Linked DNA regions of Mus musculus: region 1 is linked to region 2. A link is a loop called in an ENCODE intact Hi-C map of the cell type or tissue named here. Cell type or tissue: left cerebral cortex. All regions are shown on one strand.

Region 1 (8,000 bases), 200 kb before region 2:
GTGTACCACCTCACACATGTGCCGACACATGTACATCGTAAATACATAGGCACACAACAATTAAAAAGTAAAAGAAGAAAAGAAATCTGTTTTTAAACGATTCTTTGCTATGCATGCAACTTCACTATTGAATCACTTACACAGTAAAGCAAATGTATAATATACTAATGAGGTGTATAATATCCTAATAATGTCCATGCTTGTTTTGCTAACATAATGAGTCCAGTGATATTGAGGAGTGGAGGGATGATGGTAAAAAAGACAGGCAGACAGATAGAAACAATGATGTTTCTGTAAGAGCAGAAAAGTGCGTGCACAGTGTACAGCCTAAACTCTGCAAACCCTAATGTTAGTTTCAAATCTGAGCCCCAAATTCCCAGCCAGCATTCACTAGTACCGTGACCATCACACACACGGTATGTATGAGGAACCGAGGCTGCAGTGAAGTTTTGGGATGCAACATGGGAAAGTACTGTCAGAGATTCTCGGGTCTGTTACACACTTGATTTTGAAATACTTTTTGGCCTCTACCTATTCAGAAAGCTCTCACTGCTGCTAAGATTTCCATGACCCCTGGAATGGTAATTTAAGGGGCTGTGATGGGATGGGACTTAGAACAACCCATACCTGGGAGAGCAGATGCGACATTTACAACATTAGATAAATCGGAGGGCAGAGGGAGCACAGGCCACCCAAGAATTGGCTACATTCTTCTTTTAGATGGAGCTTCTCCAGGGCTGTAAGGCAAAGGCTCACTTGCCAGTGGTCTTCCTTTGCTTTCTGTTGCTGTGATAAACACTCCAAGAGCAACTTGGGGAGCAAAGGCTCTATTTGTTTTAGGTATTCTGGTCATAACCCACTACTGAGGGGCATCAGGCAGGAACTCAAGCAGGAATAGAGACAAGAACTATGGAAGAACCCTCCTTACTGGCTAGCTCTCTGAACTGTGGTCGCTTTCTCTGATTCGTAGGGAGACCAACTTCATCTCCCTCCCGCCTCCTTTTTCTGCCCTTCTTACAAGACTGACTCAGTGCCTGCTGGCCTGCCAACCCTCAGACAGTAGCAGGAATGGCTATGCCAGCTGCACAAAAGCTGTGTTTGGACAAAGCTGCCCCTTTCTTCAAGCTGTTCCATTCACTGCTGCCATAGCCTTGGGCCTGCCAGCCCCCTGTCACTCAAAGCCACCCTCTGCTGAAATCCAGACTCTGCAGGGCTATGAGCCAGTGAAGAAAAATGGGGCCAGCTCTGATAGTCACAGTAACATATGCTGTGGCAGTCTCTCCTCTCCTGACCTCTGACATATCTGAGTGGTCAGACGCTTCCTAGTCCATCCATCTCCCCAGACTCCTGGCTTCCAGTGTTCTATTCTCAGCTGACTGAGGACCAGAATATTAGCCCTGGCTTCCCCTGCTCCCCTGGCCACATGCTTTCCTGGTCACATGCTGCAGGGGTGATGCCTCAAGCCTTCCTAAGCAACCAAACTCAATGCAAGGGCAGAGGAAAATCAATAGACTGTGGGCCAGATCTATACTGACTGGCTATGTGGCCATTGCCTGCTTCCTTAACCATCCAATGCTCTGTAAGAAGGATGCATGTCTCAGTGCAGGTGTGGAGGGTCTTCTGAGAACAAGGGCCTGAGCCCCAGTGTACTACAGGCTCTCTATATACCATGTCTCCTCTCCTCTTTGGGAATGGCAGATGGTGACCCAGAAATCACTGGACCAGAGCATCCAAATGATCATTGAGTGGCTTCCTCTGCCTCATGGAACAACAGAAAAGGCATACAATACAGTCTTTGCTTCCCCAGCCTACAGAATTGAGACCGAGCCACTCAGTGCTTCCTGGTGCTAACATAGGAGTTCTCTTCTTCTTGTGAGTGGGACAATGAGACGATGCCTGCATCCAGTATCCAATGTGCCAAGGGACACATTCTTGAGCTAAACACCATGGTCCCAGAGCATGAAGAGGTCCCTATCCATGGTCTGAGTTTGAGTCATCTAAGCTTCTTCTATGTCCACTTACTGGGGGTTTCATCCTCAAATAGCCCTGGGCTGGGGCTGAGGTCTAGGTTGGCCTGCCCAATTCTGAACTCCTGATGGATGGCTGTGTTCCACCTGATGTTACTGTCCCTTCCTTTTCCTCACCCCACCCCCACCTGGGGCACCAGGGTGGCTCCTGTTGATTTCAGAGCTCTACATTGCCTGGGTTAAGAGGTGGGATTTGACCTTAAAAGATCCTAAGACATTTTGAAATGTTTATGTACCCTCTGTGGGTGATATTTTTAGACACAAAAAGTTCAAATTCCAGTAAACAATCACGAGAACAAGCAGAATGATAATTCTTAGCCCTTGTAAACCTCAGAGGGTGATCAGCCAAGTCAGGGTGCCCTCAAACATGTTTAGGTGATTGGGGAACTGGGAATTTTTGTCCTCTGTGCAGAATCAAAAATACTGTTATTTCATTTAATTGACAGCTATAAAAGTGCTAACGTAGGCCACTCTGGTCTAGTTTTATTTAAGCAACCGCCATCACTCCTGGTCTTTGCAGAATGGCTTGCAGAAGTGTCATTACAGTTCTCTGTGGTCTGAAAGTTGGTCCCCCTCCTCTGATTCATGTGTTGGAACCTAATAAACAGCATGGTGTTATTAAAGGAGGAGGCTTTGGAAGTGATTACGTTATACAAGGCTCCAGATCATTCTGGATCATTCCCTTCCAAGAACTATCATATTTGCTGCCATGTGAAACCTCCAAAGGGCGTTAACTAAGGGGGAGAAATGAGCCCTTATCACACAGAAATCTGGTGGCCCCTTGATCTTGAACTTCCCAGCCTCCAGAATAACGAGAAATGAATTATCCAGCCTAAGGCACATTTTCATAGCAGCTGGAACAGACTAAGACATTACTATTGATTGCCATTTCATGGATGAGCAGATTGAGGTTCAGGAAGATTAGGTTACTTGTGAGATGTCATTTGAAGCAATGACCCCCCCAACCCAGGAAGCCACATCAATTTTTCTGCCTTTCTTTCACAGGCTGGGCCCCTCCTGTTCTTTCTTGGAACGTTGCCGGTTAGACATGATGATGTAATGTGTAAGCCACTACAATTATAGTAGTTAACACATGGGCTGACTCACACAAACAAGAGATCAACTCCAGGCACGAGCTATCGGCTGTTTGATAATATTTGTCTGGTAATTTTGCTAATTGTGTGTTCATTTGTCATCTGCCAGTGAGTGTCAGCAGGCAAACAGTAGGAGGCACCAGAGAGTTGGGAATCACATATAGAGGGGAAGCTTAACATGGGGGGGCTGGTCCATGGCTTAGATTTTTTCCCTTTCCAAATGGGGAAAAGCCCCCATGATGGCACCTGGCCTGTGGGCACTGCCCTGATGCCACATGTTGGCCCTTCTAAACTCTGCTCCCAAGACTACCTCAACACACTGGAGAGGCTCTCTCATCAGTAAGGCGACCAAGAAGCAACCTCTTTCATTGAAATATAGAGGGCAGCAGCACTCCCCAGGGGTAGAAGTTTCTAGAAGGTTTGTGGTGGGAAAGGTGGTCCCTGCAAGATGGTCCCTGCTTCTTCCCATATCTACAGCCTCATCTCTCCTTCTATGCCCTGGCTAGACCAGGCTAGTTGCCCAGGTCAGGTGCAACCAAATGACAAAAAACCACAGGTTGGACCATCACTTCAAAAGACAACTCTGCATCCCAGCCTTCTCTTAGAAGCTCAGAATGGAGGATGGCCTAGTTGATCATCAATGGGAGGAGAGGTCCTTAGTCCTGTGAAGGTTCTATGTCCCAGTATAGGAGAATGCCAGGGCCAGGAAGCAGGAGTAGGTGGTTTGGGGAGCAGGAAGAGGGGAGAGTGGAAAGGGAGTTTTTGGAGAGGAAACCAGGAAAGGGAATAACATTTGAAATGTAAGTAAAGAAAATATCTAATAAAAAAATTTTTTAATGTAGAAGAAGAAGTAGAAGAAGGAGGAGGAGGAGGAGGAAGAGGAGGAAGAGGAGGAAGAGGAGGTAGAGGAGGAGGAGGAGGAGAGGAAGAGGAGGAGGAGGAGAGGAAGAAGAAGAAGAAGAAGAAGAAGAAGAAGAAGAGGAGGAGGAGGAGGAGGAGGAGGAGGAGGAGGAGGAGGAGGAGGAGGAGGAGGAGAAGAAGAAGAAGAAGAAGAAGAAGAAGAAGAAGAAGAAGAAGAAGAAGAAGAAGAAGAAGAAGAAGAAGAAGCAGCAGCAGCAGCTCAGAACGGAGGCTCTTAAGGGTGGAGGTCAGTGCCAGGCTGAGTTCTGTGAGGCCCATCTGTCTGTAAAGCACTTGTTCCTGTATGCTGATGAAATTCTTACACCTCTTAGCATCTTTGCCTGCATCATCATCATCATAAGGTCCCATACTTGTTAACGAAACCATACACTGTGGCCTTAATCCGGGTGCCCAAAGGAGCACTAAGGTTTCCTAGGACCTGAGTATCTCTCCTTGATCTGTTGGCCCTTCCTCCATCTGTTCCACCAGTATTTCACACCAGCCCCTCACCTCCCCTCCCCTCCCCTCCCTGCAAGCCACTGGCCCTTCTTGCCTTGTTCACAGGGCTATACACATTTGTTTATTGCACACCCTCAGAGTTCCCAGCCTCCTGCCTGCCTGTGTCTCCCACAGAGATCCTTTCCCAAGCTCCTGCTGGGCAGGGGCTCATTTACATTTCACTCACCAACCTCATTTAGTTAATTTTCTACAGTTAATTCAATGTTCAGCAAGTGGCTCTGGATGGCATTTGCATCCATCACTTTCCAGGGCTCAGAAGGTCTGCGGGGTGGCGGCCTCCCCGCTGAGATCCCCCACTTAGGCAAAAAAGCAACAACACGGCTCCCCACAGAAGAGCCTGCTGCAGGGTCAGCCTGGGCCTTTCTCTAGATGCTGCACCATGATCAAGCCCCGAGTGGGGGCCAGCTAGTCCCCTCTGTCTTGGCAACCTAGCCCACTGGCCTGAGATCTCCTGCCTTCTGATACTTTTCTGCGCATCCATTCAGAGGTAACTGCCTGCTGTGCCTAGCTCTTCTTTCACCTAAGCTTAAAATAGCTTCAGGGGGAGCCTCCTGGTGCCTAGATTATTACAAGGCTCCAGAAGGGGGAGAAGTAAAATAAAAGGCACCATAAAATCCTGATGGGAAGAGTGTGGCTGTTCACAAGTCCTGACACAGAGGGCCCTGGGCTCCTAGCCAGCTGTTTCCCTGCCTCCACCTCTGCAAACTCAACTTCATCCTGGGGGCTTTCCTGGCAGACTGTCATGGTAGGCACCTGTCAATTTCTTGTTTTAGTCATCCACCACTCTTCTAGTCCTGTTGAAGAAACTTCATGTTTGCTGCTGTGGGTATCTGAGACAGAAGAAGTCAGATCTTTTGGGAACCAACTCTGCAAACTCCAGATCCCTTTTCTCGCCTCCAGAGCAGTGAAGGCCTAGAGCTCATGTCTACATCCCCCCCCCCAACACACACACACACACACACACACACACACACACACACACACACACACACTTGTGATATCGAGAGATTTATTGGAATAGCACTCCCTGTCCTGATTGCTTCTGGGTTTCATCCAGGCTCTAAAGACCATGCAAGCATATGAAAGGTCACTACACACACTGAGCTTTCTAGAAATCATCACTGGTAGCTAGTTGCCAGTCCTCGCCTCAGTTTTCATCTACTATCTCAACGGACTGAGATATGGAGCTCTCATGACCCAAGAGTGATGAGGCAGTGGCTGGAGTTCAGAGCCTTTAGTCATATGGTTTTGCCTGTGACCCCAGCTCACTGCATTCAAGGGCCGCATTAGCTGGTGAGGTCCAAGAACTGAGAAGTCCTGCAACCTCCGTGCTCATTGCCCTGCCTGCCCTGCCTGTGCCTGCCACTGTTTGTATATCTCAGCAACCCGTTCCCTAGCTGTTGTAGATAAGAGTGAGTACAATCCACTCCAGTCAAGGCAGGACAGAGAGCCTCCTCCAGAACCTAAGCCTACTTACTAGAGCCTCCTGAATGTTGTCAAATGAAAGGTCACCAGATTCTTCCAGATCACCTGCCTGATTGCAAATGCATTCTGGGAAAGCAACTAGGTTTTATCCCCTGTAGAGGGCACATCTGGGGAGTGGGGGTGGTTGCTGTAGGACGAGACTCTCAGCCTTGCCCTTAAGAGAGTGACACTGGTACAGATTCCAGCAGACTTTTCATGGGGGAACATCACTCAAGTTGGAACAAGTTATACTAAGTTGGGTAGGCTCAATATATACCCACCAGGCCACACAGCTTCCCACAAAGGAGTTAAGACAGATTGGCAGCCAACTCTGAAACAACACTGATATCTTTCCTGCAGTCATCTTAAAGGGTTGTTTCTCCTCTCTCAGCCCATGCCTACCTGCACAATGGCCCTGTGTCCTCCAAGTCCATCTAGGCTGCAGGAGCTCCCACTGAGTAGCCATTGGCTATGCATGGCCATGGAGCTCTTGAAGCAGAGCTCCAGTGTACTGAGACGAGCTATCCTTGTAAGAGACACACTAGACTTGGAAGATTTAATGTGAAAAAGTCAAAGATCTTAGTACCGTTTTCACATGAACTGCATAATGGAATATCTTTAAGATTTATTCTTATTTTGATTTGTGTGCCTGTTGTATACTGGTGGGTTTTGTGTGTCAACTTGACACAGGCTGGAATTATCACAGAGAAAGGAGCTTCAGTTGGGGACGTGCCTCCATGAGATCCAGCTGTAGGGCATTTTCTCAGTTGGTGATCAAGGGGGGAGGGCCTCTTGTGGGTAGTGCCATCCCTGGGCTGGTAGTCTTGGGTTCTATAAGAAAGCAAACTGAGCAAGCTAGGGGAAGCAAGCCAGTAAGTAACATCCCTCCATGGCCTCTGCATCAGCTCCTGCTTCCTGACCTGCTTGAGTTCCAGTCCTGTCTTCCTTTGGTAGTGAACAGCAGTATGGAAGTGTAAGCTGAATAAACCCTCTCCTCCCCGACTTGCTTCTTGCTCATGATGATTGTGCAGGAATAGAAACCCTGACTAAGACAATGTGTGTGTGTGTGTGTGTGTGTGTGTGTGTGTGTGTGTGTGTGTGTGTGTTTGTCCCCCCTGGGTGTATGCCACATGGGTGTGGGTGCCAAAAGAGGGTATCATATTGCCTGGATCTAGAGTAGGTGGTTGTGAGCTGCCCTGTGTGGGCACTGGCAGCTGAACTTAGGTCTTCTGAAAGAGAATCAAGCATTCTTAACCACCTAATGTATCCATATAGTCACAAACAATATTTTGATGGAAGCTGGCATGATTTGGAAAGCAGGGAGAGGCATTTGCTACACAGGTCTGACAAGTTGAGGTTTATCCCCGGAGCCCATGTACAGGTAGAAGGAGAGAGTCAATGCCAGAGACTTGCCCGCTGATCTCTACATGTGTTCCCTAACATGTGTATGCATACATATACATATGCATACCCCCCAAATTAATAAATAAATGTGCTTTTAAAATTAATATGTTTGCTTCATGAGGTTTATCTGGGTTTTGACACTTGGGGTTTTCTTGTCATAAAATCTCGAATGACAAATTTCAACCTTTTGAACATTTAGTTTATGGCATATAATAATTGCACATATTTAAGGAGTATGCTATGATACTTCTACTGTACATTTGTCCTCTGTCTCCTGCAGACAGGGAGCCTATGTCTGCTTGGAACAGCGTGGTGCCCAACTAATCTTAGACATATAGTCAGTGTAGTTAATGAACACAGTGGGACACACGACAAGGCTGGGGGATCTGGCCGCTGCCCAGATCCATGACACAAGAAAGTAGAGGCAGAACAGAGCAGAGTCCACTGGGTGCTCTGAGCTGGGAGATCCAGTGAGTTGGTAGCTTGGAAGTCTCTTCTTCTAGGACTTCTATGCTAGACACATACCCTATCCCAAGTAGCAAGAGCCAACTTCTCTCAGGAAGGAACCAAAGAGAACCTGGCCTCTGCCTTG
Region 2 (8,000 bases):
ACCGCTGGTGAGGTCAATGTTAGATGAGCGAATGCCCATGTAGAAAGCATGCAAGAAGACAAAAAATAAAAAATAAAAAAAATAAAAAAACAAGGATGGCAAGGACTTCAAACCCATGCCTACCATGTTGGCCTTGGATTCGGGCCACAGAGTCACAACCTCTATCACCTCCTACCTCATCCCCTTTCTACTCTGGGTCACTAGGGTCAGCTTCTGTGAGTTAGAAGGCCCAGAATCAAATCTTTCTTCTGGTTCACCAGGGAGGAAACTCAAACCTCTCTGAAGCCAGACTGTTCCTGGGCAAAGGCTCAGAATGTATCTGCATAGGCAGGGAGCACGCCTGCTTACTCTGCACTCAGCATTCCACACCTGGCTTCCTGGGGACTTTGAGTCTCCGTGAACAGCCTTCGCTCACTCTGCTAGAATCACAGCTCATTCACTAATTAAAGGGTATTACACACTTCATTGCACAGCAGCTAAGAACTTGGAATAAGGAAGCTTGTGCTACAGCATTCACCCCGGAGATGATGTTCTGGGCTTTATAGGAAAACTGGATCCAGAAAAAGAGCTGTCCACCTGTGACATCCCCTCCCCCACACTTAAATTCTCTAATAAGTCAGTCATGGTTGCTTTGAGAAAGAAGGTAGGCACTGTGTCAAAACCCACAGCAGGGCTTGAAAGAAAGCCCACTAGAGAGGAATGGCTATTCCAGAGAGTGAAGGAAGGAAGAGGCTGGGAAACTGGCTTCTCCAACAGTGGCTCTAATAGTCTCACTGAGGATGTGAGAGCCCAAGTAAAGCTTGTCTATACCCAAGGCCCAAAGGACACAAAGGTACATCAGAGGTTCACTCCTTAGAGTGGGGTCTTGGACATGTCTCCTATCATATTATCCCCAGCAGAGGGTCAGCATGGGTGCCCACTGTCACCCGTTGTTGAGGATTATATTCTTAGCACCTACAGTGGGTGTCATCCTGACATCCTGAGCAGACAGAAGAGAACACCAAGGGCCAACATCTCTTCAATGCTTGGAGATGTTACACACAGAGGGGTCAGTCCAAGGGTGGGCATTCAAACAGATGAGTCTAAGACTTGCTAAGATTAACAGATAGTGTGTGCCACTAATTAAAGAATAGACCTTATCCGCAGGCAAATTCAGTGTTTCAGAGGATCAGAAGTCCCAGTTAGGATTTAAAACTGGACTTTTGGCTGCTTGGAATACTAGCAATTCAAATGATGAACCAAATATAAACAAGCAGCCTGAAATCAACAAGGCTCTACTTCTAAAGAGAACTGGGGTATGAGCAGAACTACCAGTCAGTCATGCCATCATGAGGAGTGTGAGGATGCTTAAAGACTCAGCCCAGGGTCTGCTGCCCAGTCTAACATCTCTGAGACACCCTGCATCTGCCATCTGTGGGTTTCATGTGTGTGCAGGCAGATAGAGGAAGAGCTGAGTGCACTCTTAAGCTACACAGTACAGCAATGACTCTGAGCGTTGCCAGGCACTAGAAAGCAAGGGCTGGAACACAGCAATGGTTTCGGGCTCCAAGAACGAGGCATTTTCTCTATTCTCCCCCCAAGGCCCCTCAGACATCATTTGTGCATGACGTATTTTAGGACCCTGTTTGTTCCTTTAAGAAGGGCTGGTAGCTTCCTTCTCCGGCTCAGACTGGCTTCATCTTTAGCAAACGCTGCCATAGGTTTGGCGATGCTCTTCCTTGGAATGTTTAAAAGGGATAATAATACAAAACGGCTCCCCCAGGAAACAGCTCTAGCACACAGGCTGTGAGAGGCAATGCCCCTGGCACTCTGGGCTCTTTCAGAATGAGATACAGCCAACAGCAAGTGCAAAGACTGAAGGCAGAGACTGGCTGGAGCATAAAGAGAACCTCAGAGTGAGAGGCAGGTGGCCCTGAGAGGGGGTGGGGAGGGCTGCACTATGGGAAAGGGGGGGATGTCTTAATGAGGCAGAACCCCCAGACAAGTGCTGACAACACAGTCCAGTTCTCTCGATGACTGCTGCACCTGCCATCCCCAAGTTGTCACTGTATTTAGGCTCAAGGCTCTGAGTCCCTGACACTCTCCTCCCCACTGCCCCAGGAAGCTATGGGGAAAGCAGACACAGTGCACTGCAGAAGGGTCCCACAGTTCCTGATACCCCAGACTTGCCTGGCAGTGTGGAAGAGCTGGCAGTTGCTGTCTGACCTGTTACACCAAGTTATGCCTAGCAGTTCACTAATTGGGATAAGAACCCTAGCGGCAACAGATCTGCTCCCGTCCTTCCCTCTCAGCCCCCTCTGGCAAACTCATCCTGAACATGAGCCACATCCCCTCCTCTTTACTCAACTCTACACTCCCCCCGCCCCAGGCTTTCCAATCCCACAGCTGCTCACCCCCCTCCTCCCTCCCTCCTCCCGCACCCACGTTGTGAGGCAATTGTACACAGAGAAAACGAGCCTTCGAGTTTCAAGCTAGAGCGCTCAGACAAGCCAGCCTCCGGGACCACCTCATCACATCTGTCTTCTCTCTGTCCGTCCTAGAAAGGAGCCTCTACCTGACTGGCCTCCCTACGGTAGTACCATGGACAGTTCCGTGGCTTCACCCTGCCTGCAGGAGGACCAGATGGAGCCTCCGGAGGCTCTTTTCCTCTCCACACAATTCAGGCAAGCAAAGGAAGGAAAGAACCTTCCACACCTCTGCAGCATCACCTGCTCAGTGAGCTCCCATGGACACGGGAGTCATTCAGACTGTCTGGGGCCCCACACCCCCTCCTGTGACAGCTTTAGCTCCAGCCCAGCCCACACGATGCAGACAGAGCCTGGTGCCACTTCCGAGCACAGATAAAGGGGAGAGAGAGAAGAAATGGAGAGGGAGACGAGAGAGAGAGAGAGAGAGAGAGAGAAAAAGAGAGAAGAGAGGCTGCCATCTCACCAATGACAAGATGTTTCTGTCACACGGTTCGGACATCAAGCATCCTGGACAATGGATAACCCAGGCCTCTTCCCTCTGACTGGGGGAAAGCCCAACTCAGCACACCTGGGGGAGTGACCCCCAACAGCGAGCCCCTGTAGCTCTCCAATCTGAAAGGACCACAGTACTCCATCTGACAGGTAACCTATTCTACAAATAGGTCCAACAACTCGAACCAGCTACCCTCTTGGCCTTCAGCTGGGTCTCCGCCCTCTCTCCTGCATAGCCGAGATCCCAAGACAAACAGAAGGCCACCAGCACACCACTTCTACTGAAGAGTGAACACAAGAGCAAACTGAAAGCCAAGTACTCACTGTGGTGAAGTCTTGATGCCCACACTCCTGCCCCTTGAACTTGCAGTAGAGCATCATATCCTTCAGGTCATGGCCTACCCGGTGCAGGAACTCCAGCATGCTGAACTGCTTCGGTTTGTAGTGTTTGAAGTTGGCCTTCTGTCGGAGGGCCTCCAGCACGGTGGGGTCCGCCAGATGCGGGTCAGGAATCTGCAAGTTGACATCCAACAGGGCCAGCAACTCCCCAGCGTGGTACAAGTCGTTGGTGGTAAGCCTGGAGAACCGGAAGCCATTGAGGTTGCAGAGGGTCACAGCTGGGAAGACCAGGCTCTGGGCCACCACTTCATCCACCTTGGTAACATGCTGATATGAGAAATAGTAGGATACTCTCTCCGAGCTCTCCACCAGCAGCAGGCCCAGAGATCCCACGAAGGCCACTGCCCAAAGCACACGCCGGATGGTCAGCGGCCCATACACGAAGATGTGGCGGATGCCATGGAGAGTAGAGGTGTTGGCGAAGATCTGGATGCTGGAAGGTTGCAGGCTGCCCTCGCTGGGGCTCTCCTTGAGGTCCATCGGGACCCTGTGCAGTTCTGCAACTGGCTTCAGGTTGATCAGATCTCAGGGAAGAGTTCCCAGTGCTCTGAATTCTGCTTAAACCTTGGCATTCAAGGCAGAGATCGCCAGGCAAGCATCAGGCCAGACACTGGGAGTTTATCCTGAGAGCCTGGCCACACGCTGACAGGGGTGAGTGTTTATATAAAACCCATTCAAACTCTAGCTCCTGATTTTTTCCAGGCGATAAGGAGGGCTGGTTTTATTTAGGGAGACACCAAGGTGATGTGGAAGGGATGTGGGTGGGAAGGGAGCGCTTAGCCAATGGAAATAAAGTCCTCCCCCCTACACACGCCACTAGAGACAAGATTAAAAGCGAGAGCGAGGGAGAAAATGCTTAAAACAAGTCGCTGAGCAGCTCGGATCCTGTTAACCAGCGCATAATGCCCCGTGTTAAGCATGGGGGGATGTCAGCTCAGCCACGCTGATGCAGTGCGGTGGGGCGCCGCGGCGCAGCATCCTAGCAGCCAACACGCTTAGCTTCTTCCCGGGATGTATGGGACCCTGGCCGCTGCTTCTCGCTGCCCGCCTCCATCCTCCCTTTCTCTTCTTTTCCGGCCTCCCTTTAGGGACAGAATTCCAATTGCGGGCTGCGGCTGCTGTTGCCGAGGGAGAGGACGCTGCGCTCCGCCTCCGAGAGAAGCAAGGATGCGGGGGTTTCTGTGGGCTCCTTGCTTCCAGCCTCCGGAGAAAGAGGAAGACCGTTGGGCTCAAAACGAGCCCTTCTCCCTGGCCTGCCTCTGGCAAGGCTGTTAGAAGGAGGAGAGGCTTGTGCAGGGGAGCAGGACCGATAGGGGTTGGGGACATGGAGAAAGTTTTTAGCCTTTTTTAAAAAATCTGCTGGGGGTCTTCTACTCCACGTAATGAGCTACTCCCAGAGGAAGGAGAACTTAACCCCCTATCCCCATGGATGGCAGGAAAGTGGATACTTAACTGCATGTGGCCAGTGAGATGCTGGCAAGGGGTTTTGCACCAATGTGGGCTCCAGGGTCACATCCATGAGGGGTCTCTATGGGAGAGATGATGAAAACGAAGGGAGCAATTTTAAAACCACGGGTCTCCCTCTGCAGGCTAGAGGGGGACACTTCAGAGTAGAGAGAAGCCCTTCTAGAGATAGAAAAATCAGTGTGCCCATAGGAACCCGAGAGAGAGAGAGAGAGAGAGAGAGAGAGAGAGAGAGAGAGAGAGAGAGAGAGCGCAACAAGTATCCCACCCCCACCCCCATATGTCTGCCAGGACTTTTTGTGTTTAACAAAGGAAGACAGCTGGGTGCCCTGTAGGACTGGTTTAATTCCATTCCTTTCAAGGTGTGTGTGTGTGTGTGTGTGTGTGTGTGTGTGTGTGTGTGTGTGTTCTGTCCCAGGATTTGCCAGATGGAATCACAGCTGGAGCTGTAGGTAGGAGAGAGAATGGGCTCTCTCTGTGTCTTCCACCTCCCTCTTCCTGAAAATCCCTTGTAAGTCAGGTCCCTGCTGGCTGATAGGTGTGGCTTGCTTGCCTGCCCCTTGCCAAGGATCAAGTGGCTGGCATCAGGGATAAATTCTCATCATAGTGAAAGGAATTAAAAGTTAGAGTAGCCAACTTGAGCCACTTGGCCAAGCTGGGACAGAGCCACATGGAGGCAAGTGTCTTGGAGAGCGAAGCTGGCATCTTCAGGGGATGCCAGGCTTAAAAAGGTGGAGAAAAGGGTGGCTTGGATCATCCTCTTCTAGGTTGATGGCCATTCTGCAATGATGTTATGACCCATCCAGCCTCCTGCTAAGCCAGATCCACTGAGACAGTTCCCAGAAAGCAGTCCGAGGTGACATGCGTGTGGAGCATGACCTCAGTAGTTTATCAGTCAGGAATGTTAAGACATGACAGAAGGCAAATGACCAAGACTGGATGGGAGGAGCTTTGTGCCTTTGCTAACCCAGAGTCCTGGTCTCAACAGGGCATAGGCTTGTAAACCAGGAGGACCAAAACCAAGTCGCCTCGAGAAGTGAATACTCTTGGTTTTATTGCCATCCAACAGATGAGAAAACTCAGGCCTGCCACAATGAACTGCTGTGTCCTAATCACAGGACCAGTGAAGTGAGAGCTGAGACGTCATCCTGGGTATGTCCACCTCTGAAGCAGGGTTTTAAAAGCAGGCCCAAATTTCCCCATCCCAAATTTAGGAAAGTGTTTCTACCCCCCTGCCCCTGCGCTATGTCTCCATATGTCACACAGAGACCACTTCCTCACATGTATAGATGCCCTGCCTTCTTTCTCTTGGTCAGACGACAACCCTTGTTGCTCTTACAATCTAGGCTTCTCATACGGAAGACTCCCTGATTCTTTTCACCAACCTTTGGCTCATCAGTCTAATTAATAAGCATTAAACTCCCCTTTAACTCTGCTACAGATACTACGTTGGCTTGGGGGAAACAAGGAGAATAAAATTCACATCCCACCATTGATCAACCTCATAGCTCAGGGAAGCGAAGGCTGTGCAGATGCACAGCTCTGTGCAACAGCTCTGATCTCATCAAATCTCATCTGTGTCCAGCTGGATACAATGGCTATAATTCCTGCCACATTCTGCCCCCTCCCCACCAACCATTACCTGTGCTAGGCTCTGTCACCTCCCCTCTTCTTCTCCTGGAGTCAGTTTCTCTCTGTTCAGACACATTTTTTCATGTGTGCAGACCCTACAGTAGATCTCATCACCCCACCCCAATATGTGCCCATTCATGCCTCTTTCACCCCATATCAGATTGGCAGTCACAAGCACGACGGGGCACATGGTGTATACTCATGCAGACCTGGGAGTTTGTGTCCCCCATCTGTTCTGCCTCCTTCTGCTCTGTGACCTTGGAGGAAGTGCCTAATGGGCTCTGAACTTTCATATCCCCTCTTCCACAGTAGTGGAGTTTTGGAATGGCAAAGGAATGAGATAAAGCTATGATGCGTTTATACAAGCTAGACACTTAGCAGTCAGCCACTCTCAGTCAATGCTGGGAGAAGGTGCTTTGTCGATGTTTGCTATTCTCTTTCAGGTGACTGGGGAACCATTTAAAGCTCACCAGGGTCTTATTTGCCTCAGGTACTGCATACCTGGAAGCCAAAGTCAAACATAATGCTGCCTTCTCTTCTGCTTCCTTTGCATGGCCCAAAGATGATCTCAGGGTCTCCTTAACTCTTGCAAACAGGGTAGGCACTATAGGATGGGTGGAAGACCAGAGGATAAAGGTACTTATTGTGGCTTTCATTGCAAGTCATTGGACTCTGTGCTGGGCTTTCTTGTGGATTTGTCATATGTCAAGAGCACCACTGAACCCATTTCACAGAAGAAACTGAGAAGGGCTACTTGTCCTGTGGTCTAATCGCTGAAAGCTGAAACAGGGAAGTCTGAGCTAGAGGAGACAGCCCACAGACCTGCACCAGATGCCAATGTATGCCACTGAAGCACTAGCACAGAACTGGAGGACCAGAGATGGACAGTGGTTTTACAGAGATGCCACCATACCATTCTCTGTACAGTGCTAGTTACTCCAAAAGATGGCTAATAAAAGTGTTCCTGCACGGCTCTTGTTAAGGGCCCTCTTTGGCTGGTAAGAATCTCTTGTAATTAACACTGTGGTTTGTGCACAAACGTTAGATATTGTCTTATTCTTTAAAATGCTTTTGTAGAGCTCAGTTGTTAAACATTTGCAGCATCAATCAAATCCCCATTACCTTTTCTTAGCTCTGGGGCATGTGCAGGGTCTTTCTAGGCAGACAGGCATCAGGTTTAGAGTAGGTCTACTTGGCCCAGTTTTTTAGGTGCTGCCCTAATTGTGTATAATTATGGTCTTTTTTGTGCACTTCGCAGCTAAACATTAAAAAAAGCTTTTCAGATAAATTCATGTGAAAATTGGGCAATTTAACCCCCTGTTAGCCCATAATCCTAGAGTTTTGCTCTGGAAAATCTGTTTATTTGCTTAAGAACAAATGAATGGATGTTTTTAATGAATCTCTCTCTGTTGCTGCTCTGAGGTACCAGGAGGGGGCGCTCTCTTCCCCAGGGCCTGCCCTAAATGTGACTCCCTTGGAGGCTTCTGGGCAGAGTGCAATTTTCTCTTGCTCCTGAAGACAGTGGCAGGCAGAGTTAGACAGGGT

Evidence for each region. Hi-C counts contacts between places; a loop is a spot of excess contacts. Peaks named below come from ENCODE experiments on the same cell type or tissue, not always from the same donor. Only the 100,000 strongest peaks of a DNase experiment are listed, where the experiment ranks them.
Region 1: a loop joins it to region 2, with 3 times the contacts of the local background. A loop is called at or near these places in 8 of 42 quality-filtered maps.

The regions. Positions count from the first base shown.
Region 1 is chr11:81,766,785-81,774,784 of GRCm38, forward strand. It overlaps a transcript of Asic2 not described here. Among named protein-coding and RNA genes, the nearest start is that of 5530401A14Rik, 90 kb to the right of the region's middle. In left cerebral cortex, a CTCF peak has its summit at 3,254 (motif pointing right); DNase peaks (open chromatin) are centred at 1,100 and 3,141.
Region 2 is chr11:81,964,346-81,972,345 of GRCm38, forward strand. It overlaps Gm11419 (a long non-coding RNA gene), which reads left to right and starts at 3,880. Exons shown (of 6, transcript XR_003949730.1): 1 at 3,880-4,010; 2 at 4,448-8,000. It also overlaps a transcript of Asic2 not described here. In left cerebral cortex, CTCF peaks have their summits at 4,925 (motif pointing left) and 7,891 (motif pointing right); DNase peaks (open chromatin) are centred at 1,526, 1,861, 2,479, 2,722 and 3 more places; H3K4me3 peaks cover 3,958 bases; H3K27ac peaks cover 3,625 bases.